3 separate regions of the Homo sapiens genome follow, and all the other regions are linked to region 1. The links are chromatin contacts, found by Hi-C in ENCODE. All regions are on one chromosome and are shown on one strand. Each heading gives the region's core, a stretch centred on a gene start or an enhancer-like site at or near the end of the contact. The rest is flanking DNA. Distances are from core to core; before and after follow the strand shown. Region 1 holds the start of MAPRE2 (microtubule associated protein RP/EB family member 2). Region 2 overlaps B4GALT6 (beta-1,4-galactosyltransferase 6). Region 3 holds the start of B4GALT6 (beta-1,4-galactosyltransferase 6).

Region 1 (2,868 bases), core at 124-2,623:
AAGGAAAAAAAGAGTTATTTCCTGTTGCTCATCAGCTGAGAGGATGCGCTTTAGAGGTATGTGTGCTCTGCCTCAAAGCAAAAGCATTGTTAGCGTTTATCAAGGTAACATTTAAAAATAACTACCCCAGTACAAAAGAACTTCAGAGGAAATATGACCGAAGCTATCAGTCTCCCTTCAAGTCTGGCCTTGAGCTGCATAAGACTCTAGCTGCATTCTCCATTACATTGTTATCCTTATCAAACAATGCAAACAATTTTAATGAGCTTATCTACTGGAACATATTGCCAGATATGTTAATGTAAAAATGATGCCAACCGTACAGGCCAACTCATTAATCAAAAGGCTCACAATACAATGACCAAGATCAGTCCCATCCTCAAAACAGACCTCAGCAAAAGACCAGGAATCACCTTCCTACTGTAAATAAGAAGGAAAGGCTCCCCCACCCAAGCGGTGGCCATAAACTCCTTAGAAAATGCATAACAGCGCCCAGTTTTTTTCAAGTCCTTTGCAGTCCAGTCTCTTTCTAATAAACCTAGGGTTCTATGGAGAAAATTTTGGTGAATGTCTGACACTATCACCTCTGCTGTCAATCCCTGCACCAATCAGCGAGCAGAATTCTTACAAAGCTCCATCAATCTGGCGGTTTAACATCACAGACTGCAGCTTAATCTAGAGGATTCCATCTTTCCTGCACACTCTCCAGGTTAAGCGCAAACGTTTTTCTCCCCACCCTCCCGTTTTCTGCCTTTTGGCACTGCTACCTAATGGCTCCTTTAAAATCTAAAAGGGAAGGAGGAAAGGAAGTGCTACTGCCTGTCTCCCTTTGGACAGCGGGGGAAAACAGCATGCATTTTTATCAGTGTGGAAGGAAAGAGATGGAGGGAGACCCCTCGAAGGCAGCAAACCTATTCACAAAATGCTTTCCATCTGCAGTCGCGGAGCCTCAATGCAAACCCAACATGACACATGGAAACAGATACCAAATAATCACAACCGCCTTCACAAATGCATGCCTGCAGCAGGGGTCGCAGGCAGTGTCTGCTCCATTATATAACGGGCTGGATTTCCGCGCGCCCTCACGGCGGTCCCCGGCGCTGCTCTCGTGCCAGCCCCATTACCTGTAGGAACGCTCCCCGCGCACTGTGTGCTTCCGGAAAGGAATGATGGTCCCGTTATTATCCTGGATGATGTCGTTGTTGTTCTCGCCATTTGGGGACAGGGTTTGGGTCGGCCCAGGCATTGGCGCACTCCCGAGAAGGGGAACAAACCGCTGTGGGCTGGCTGGTGAGGAAGGTGGCTGCGTCTTCCCGCTCGCTCGCCTGCTCCGCACGGACCGTGCCTGCCGCCTGCTCGCTCACTGCCTTCTCCCAGCTCTCGCTCGCGCCCCGCCCTCCTGCGGCCCCGCCCTCTGGCAGCTGACGTCAGAGCGCCGGCAGCAGCACCCTGGTCACGTGGCCAGCCTGTTGCCATGGCAACCCGCTAACTCATCACCTCGCCTCAATTCGCACAGGGTCGCGGCGTGACCACGCCAGCAGCTCCAGGCAGGCACCGGGGCAGGCCTACATCTGGCATGTAAAACCCCAGGCCACCCTGCAGCCCCCCTCGCAGACTCGCCTTGTCTGAAAACCAGCTCTTCCTCTAACCATTTCCTTTCCGACCCGTGCTGCCACTGCAGCTGTGTACACAAAAGAACGATTCATGCAAAGGGGTGTGGGAGACCCTTTAACTCCTTCAATACCAAGTTTTTATGCCATGACAATTAAACTTGGTCAGGTTTCAGAAAAACCTAAAAAGGACCTGGTGGCCAGCTTGTAGAAAAGGTATCAGACTAAGGTTAAAATTTCTGCCTTTCTCCCTTTCTCCAAATAGCAGCAACCATCTCCCCAAAAACAAGCCAAAAAGCTAAAAACCTACAAGGAAGCTGTATTTCCTTCTAATCAATGTAGCCTTTAATAATGTGAGGATTAAAGATGGCAAATTAAGAGATCATCTGTACAAAGGAATCCCCAAAGAGGGTTTTTCTTTTAAAAAAAGATAACCACCATTTTACCAGTTACCCAAAACCCTCCAATTCAAATTCTTTATGCTGCCTCCTGATACAGATCATTAATTCATTGACATTTATTCTATTTCCATTTGAATTACAAAAGTGATCACCTCACTTAGTATTTGAAAGTGCTTAACATTCAAGCTGTTCTATATCCTTGCAATACCGCTTTCAAATATATTGGCTATGTGACAGATACTATTATTATTCCCATTTTAAAGATGAGTAAACTAGTAAGATTAAGTAAACTGCTTAAGGTCACACAGCTAGGAGTGGTGAACTGGAGCTTCCAAGTGACATGGTTTTATCAATGTGACTGGACAGTAATGATCTGTAATGTGAGCTCAATAAATATTATAAATCAAGGTAAGAATCAAGTACTTCCAAGATGACTGTTGTGAAAAGATAACTGTGAACAGAATTGCTAGCACTGTGCAGTCTACGGATTAGATTATAAACTGAAAAGACCCTGCATATGTTCAGTACTGTCCTCCAGAGAGGAGAGATTTTTTTTTTATTATTATTTTTTAGAGGCAGAGTCTCGCTCTGTCACCCAGGCTGGAGTGCAGTGGCGCAATCTCAGCTCACTGCAACCTCCGCCTCCTGGGTTCTAGTAATTCTCCTGCCTCAGCCTCCTGAGTAGGTGGGATAACAGGCGCACGCCGCCACACCCAGCTAATTTTTGTATTTTAGTAGAGACAGGGTTTCACCGAGTTGCTCAGGCTGGTCTTGAACTCCTGAGCTCAGGCAGTCCACCCGCCCCAAAGTGCTAGGATTACAGGCATGAGCCACCACGCCCAGCCAGGAGAGATTTT
Region 2 (2,868 bases), core at 226-2,725, 3.4 Mb after region 1:
AATGCCTTATCTTCCTTTCCAGGAATATTGAAGATAAATAAGTAACTCTAAGGTGTAAATCAATGAACTTGACTAGACACTGTCACAAAACTCATAACAATAGTAATCTTAAGCAGTTTTGGTGGGAGTGACAGAAACCCAATTCATGCTTATTGCACTTGCTGCTACCACTAGCAAGGTAGGAGTCCCCATAGAGAGAGAAGCCCTTTTTTTAAAAACAAAAACAAAAAGAAAAAAACAAGAATTTTGGTATATATGTAGATATATATATTTAAAGAATCAGGCCAGGCATGGTGGCTCACGCCTGTAATCCCAGCACTTTGGGAGGTTGAGGTGGGAGGATTGCTTGAGCCGAGGAGTTGGAGACCAGCCTGGCAAGACCCTGTCTCTACAAAAAATACAAAATTAGCTGGGTGTGGTGGTGCATGATTGTAGTTCCAGCTATTAATAGTTGGGAGGCTGAGCTAGGAGGATCACTTGAGCCCAGGAAGTCAATGCTGCAGTGAGCTATTATCATGCCACTGCACTCCAGCCTATGTGACACAGCAAGATCCTGTCTCAAAAAAAAAAAAAAAAAAAAAGGAAAAGAATCAGAACTTTATTGGACTTCCTTACACTTGCTTTTGCTTGGTATCTTTAAATCTTTTAGACATATGGGGAATACATTGAGCATGGGCTACCAGTGTAGTGTCTGTGGTCTTGGGGTGTCACTGGGCATACAAAACAATTAATGTTCACTGAATTTCTCCTCCCCTTGTTATTTGGAAGATTTTCCTTGTCAGACACTTTCCAGCACTCGCCCAGGGAGAGTGGGGAGGATTGTCTCATTGGGGCTTTCCCACTTCCTGGTAGGATAGGCCTTAGCAGTTGTACCATCATTGATCTCTACTATGTTGGGGTTTTCTGGGAATGCATTTACCTTAACACCTTACTGATGCCCTGTGAAATTTGTAACTGGGGTTTCCAAGCACTTCTTTGGAATTGGACCTTCTCTTGTGGCTTCTGTTTCCTCCTTGATACCCAGCCTGGAACCTTTGCCCGTCCCAACACCCTCTGCTTAGCAGCCGTGGCAGGGCCTCTTTCATTCAGCAGTCTTGCAGGTGGCGTGAGTCTCTGCCCTGAAGTACTGTCCTGACTCCTAGGCAGCATCCCCACCAACTCCATTGTGACAATGACTGAATATTGATGTTAGGTAAAGGTGTGCAATGGAGGTGCTTAGTTTTCTTTGGCTCCTCTCACATACTTCCTATCTAATTCGCAGGATTCTCTCATTTCCCTATGGTCAGAGGGTTTAGCTTCTACATTGTCTCTCATTGGAGCAGATTACTCAACATTCAAAGAATATCTTCACATTTTCCTAAAGTGTCTGCTAGAGTTTCACTTTCTGTAGTACATTGTTTGTGATCCAGGAGACAGACGGTAGTTTAATGAGCTGTTTCCGTCTCTCATTTCACTCATTGCATGTTGATGTCATTCTCTTAGGCCAGCTTCCCTACATAGCAGGAAACCTGTGTGTCATGGTTTCTAGATTTGCGTCTCAGAACTTTGCTCCAGAAAGGGACTGAAATGTGATCTCTCTGGTTCCACATTCAAAAATCCTGAGCCTGTGACTGTCTCGTGGGTCAGGTGCTCATCTCTAATCGCTCATAGCTACAGTTATTAGCTATTTCTATGGGCCAGGGATTGTTCTCAGCACCTTACACATTTTGTCTTATTGAAGTTTAAAAATGACAGTATGAAGTAGGCATAGATGGCAAGCTACATCGTGTCCTGCCCTGTATCACACAGCTACAGTGTGTTGGAGCAAGGATTTGAACTCAGGCATTTGACTTTGGTGCCCTGTATGCAGTTTAATTTGCTGACTCTAAAGATAATGGACCTAATGTAATAATAGCTCCAGGGCTCCCCCGGGGCTGCAGCCCACAGGCTGGGAATGACTAACTTAAAGGTTTAGAATGAGCTGTATTACAAAAGTAAGTTGAGTGGGTAAATCTCAGTTTCTACAGTGTGAGGTGGTAAGAAAACATTACTCCCACCCCTCTGCTCTGTGGATGCTAGTAGCAGCACGCAGCGGTTTGGAACACCCCTGGCTGTGCCATAGTGGAGGGGATTCCCTGGTGTACTTTCACACTCCCTGTAGATCGGGCTCAGCCAGGGGAGGGACGGGAGCAGGTGTTCTCACATGGTTGCAAGTGGGACTGCCATGTCTGTGTGCAAGGATAAGGGTGTGCTGCTCTCTAGATGTCTCTTGGGAAATCATGCTGAGAGGTCTGTTCCCCGCAGCAGTTTGCTGTTCTCTAGTTCCTTAAAGATAATTGATTTTAAGTACTTCTGTAGATTGTATATTGTAGTTTTCTCCCAGTGATAGTGACGTATTTCATTCCAGGGAGAAAGCAAAAGGCCTTTTTTTTTTTTTTGTAACTCTTTTCTCTCTTTCCAAGATTATCCCGAAGGCAATAATTCAAGTGATTATCTTGTTCAAACAACAACGTATCTCCCGGAAAACTTCACATACTCACCATACCTCCCCTGTCCAGAAAAGCTGCCTTATATGCGTAAGTCGTCATCTAATTTTGACTTAACTGTTTACTTGTGTTACAATACAGTCATAAAAACCACATGATTTGAGTGCAGCAGGAGCAGGTCATGTGCACCTGGGTGCAAATGTTTATATTATGCAGCATGTTATTTGAACTTTTATTTATTTATTTATTTTTTGGCAAAGCGCATTTTGAAGGGGGATGATTGAAAAGCTGAAGAAAAATACAAAGGGGGAAAATGACAAATACCCATATTGTTCCCAACCAGTTTTAAAAACTAATACTTCGGCTTACCTATGTCCAAGTTCTTTTAAAACAGTGCTTAAGA
Region 3 (2,868 bases), core at 146-2,645, 3.4 Mb after region 1:
AAGCCTTTGCAGCGCCGCCTGAATACAGCGAGGATGACCCAGGGTTCACCTTCAGCGTTGAAGGCAAGTCCTGGTATAAGGGACGCACATAGGTCCGCGCCACATCCTGACACTGTTTCCACAGGAAGTGCGGGATAGGAGGGGGGATTCATTAATCCAGGTCGGAAATACACCTTGTTCCTCGAGGATTTTGGAAGGAAATTCCACCCGCGAAGTCCCCTTTTGGAGATGCCCTTTTCCTTTCAGGTACAGCATCCTTCATTATGTACCCCCAGGGTACAATGTATCCGGGGCTCGCAACGCGTCCCTCAACCCCCAGCAGCGCGGTCACCGCGGGGTCCCCGGGCGGGCGGGGGCGGCGGTGACGCAGGAGGCGGTGGGGCCCCGGTGCGGCGGGCGCGGGGAGGGGGCTGCTGGGCGCGGGCCTATCAGGACGCGCGGTGTTTCGGGCGCGGGGAGGGCGGGGACCTCCAGGTTTCCTCGGGGCCCGGCGCAGCGCCGCCTGCCGAGTTCCGAGCGAGCGCGCGAAGCGCGCAGGGGTCTCGAGACGTTCCCGCCGGTCCCGGTTTTCCTCCGCGGCTCCCCCGCCCCTTCACGTCCGCCTCTTTCTCCAACCAGACGCGGCTCCGACGGCGCTCGGCCTCTGCTCTTCCGGCTCCCCGGCTCTGCCCGCAGCGCGCGTCGCCCGGTTGCTCTTCGCCTGGTGTCCGCGGGCCCGGCGGGGGCGCCTCACCCCGGGCGCGCGGCGGTAATGCCGCTGCCGCCCTTGCGGCCAGGCAGGCAGCTGGCGGCGGCCGGAGTCGGAGCGCGTTCGTCGCTGGCCGGGACGCCGCCCTGGCCTGTGCTCAGCTCCCGCGGCGGCCGCGGGGCGCCGGGGCCCGGCGCGGCATGAGGAGGCGGCTCGGTGCAGGCGAGCGCCCAGCTCCTCGGCCCCGAGGGCCCCCGCGGGCCCCCGCGCGTGGCGCGCGCTGGTTGCGGCCCCGGCGCCCACGCTAGCCCCGCGCAGGCAGGAGACGCCGCGGCCCGGAGTAGGAGGCGGCGCAGGGCCTGCCGAGCGGACGCGGGCGGCCCGGACCTTAAGCACGGGGCTTCGCGGCGGGACCCCGCCGGGCGCGGGCAGCGGAGCCGGGCGTGCTGCAGTTAGCTGCCCCTCTCCGCAGGGGCGCCGCGGCGCGCAGCCTGCGCCTCCTCCCACCTGCAGCCCCTCCTCCCGCCGCTGCTTGGCGGAGAAAACGCTCCTCCTCGCCCTTCCCCGGCTTTCTTCCGTCCTGCCGTCCCCGGGCCCCTAGCCCCCAGTCCCCTCTCCCCCCTCCACCTCTTGTCCCTCGGCCTCCGCGCCTCCCCTCCCCCGACTCTCTGGCCTCCCATTCATTCCGTCCGCTCCCTCCCATTTCCTCTTTTCCGCTCGGGCCCTCTCCCCAGAGCCTCCCCGCGCGGACCCCGCTGCAGTCTCGGGGTTCTCAGCACATTTATGGAAGTTTAGGGCCTGGACAGTGGCCCCGAGTCCGGCCTGAGAGCGCAGCCTGGGCTGCTGGCAGGGAAGAGGAAGATGTCTGTGCTCAGGCGGATGATGCGGGTTTCCAATCGCTCTCTCCTCGCCTTCATCTTCTTCTTCTCCCTCTCTTCGTCCTGTCTGTACTTCATCTATGTGGCCCCAGGCATCGGTAAGCACCGAGACACACCCTCGCTTCCCCTGGTCACACCACAGCCAGCGCAGGCTGTTATCCGATGTTACTTCTGGGATTTGGAAGCTGTTCAAACAGGGGCCCGCAGAAAAGCGTTTTGTTTTAAATGTTATTTCAGACGTGTCAAACTGCTTCAGGGCATGGCTTTGGTATGTGAGTTTTGTTAATGCATGCATTTTGTTAATGCATGTTTGTTAATAACGTAAAAGATTGCATTAAATAGACGTAGCAAAATTAGTGTGATGGCCCGGGATGCCCTAGTCGCTTTCTTGAGTGTTCATGACAGCTTTATCCATTTAATGTTAAGTCTTTAAGCCTAAACTGAGTGCTTAATCGTAGTTTTATTCAAACACTCTCGGGTATAATAACTGGTTGTAAAAATATGGAGGAGCCAGCAGCAGGGAATGTGATTGAGTCCAACAATGTGTGTTTTCTAGGGTCCTAGGTCGCTTTTTTAGAATGGGGTCAGTGGACCCCATTCTTTTTGTGCCATACTTGGGGAATTTTAAGGCGATGAGTTGTCTTGTAAAAACAATGCTCCATTATTTTAGTCTGCTTGGGTGTTATTTTCAAGGGTACGTTGCCTTTGCTACCTGTTAGGATGACTTCTGAGAAAATAGTGATTAAAATAACCGTTATCTAAGGGAACTTGTAGTTTAAAATGTTAACCGGTTTATCATTTTTTGGCCTTTGGTGCAAAATACACTTTTGTAAAACTGCTTGAATTAACTTCTTTATTAAATATCCGAATTCCTCGTCCCCCATTTGTTGAAAAGGAGCCAATGCGGCGTTAATTCTAGTGAATGAGAATTATGAACTTCACATGCATATTAAAATATGTCATATTTCCAAAACTTTTCTGAGTTTTTCCTGGCTATTACGTATTTAATGTTCAATTACTTAGTAACAGTGAGCATCTCCTCTCATTTCTCCTTACACACTGTGGTCGTTTGAGCCAGTGCTCTTTGTTCCGAGTTAGCTAAAAATGTAATGCCCCTTACAGAGTGAAAACACCTGCAGAATTTTCAGATGGAATGATCAGGGCATTGTCTTGAGTGTAGTAGATTATTGCAGTGAATTGCAGCAGGGAAGGAAGATGGAAACCTAATCCAGACTGCTTCATTTCTTAAAATTACTATGAGACTTTTTCTTTAATAATTAATTTTTGGATTCAGTGAGGTGT

Evidence for each region. A loop is a pair of places that touch in the nucleus more often than their neighbours do. Pooled maps may share reads with other maps.
Region 2: a map with no recorded cell type shows a loop between it and region 1 (6-fold over the local background). The contact joins the enhancer-like site here to the promoter of MAPRE2 in region 1. A Hi-C loop is called at or near these places in 4 of 37 single-sample maps with no recorded cell type and 6 of 50 pooled maps.
Region 3: a map with no recorded cell type shows a loop between it and region 1 (5-fold over the local background). The contact joins the promoter of B4GALT6 here to the promoter of MAPRE2 in region 1. A Hi-C loop is called at or near these places in 2 of 37 single-sample maps with no recorded cell type and 2 of 50 pooled maps.

The regions. Positions count from the first base shown.
Region 1 is chr18:35,039,918-35,042,785 of GRCh38, reverse strand. MAPRE2 (microtubule associated protein RP/EB family member 2) reads right to left here and starts at 1,373. Exons shown (of 7, transcript NM_014268.4): 1 at 1,125-1,373. The coding sequence starts at 1,246. RefSeq lists an enhancer at 1,264-1,413.
Region 2 is chr18:31,657,663-31,660,530 of GRCh38, reverse strand. It overlaps B4GALT6 (beta-1,4-galactosyltransferase 6), which reads left to right. Exons shown (of 9, transcript NM_004775.5): 3 at 2,442-2,555. Among named protein-coding and RNA genes, the nearest start is that of B4GALT6, 25 kb to the left of the region's middle. RefSeq lists enhancers at 998-1,157, 1,658-1,787. Within about 2 kb of position 1,475, at least 8 of the 41 ENCODE cell types and tissues checked have a DNase peak (open chromatin) inside an H3K27ac peak, as active enhancers do.
Region 3 is chr18:31,683,108-31,685,975 of GRCh38, reverse strand. B4GALT6 (beta-1,4-galactosyltransferase 6) reads left to right here and starts at 1,395. Exons shown (of 9, transcript NM_004775.5): 1 at 1,395-1,664. The coding sequence starts at 1,550. RefSeq lists a silencer at 259-1,298.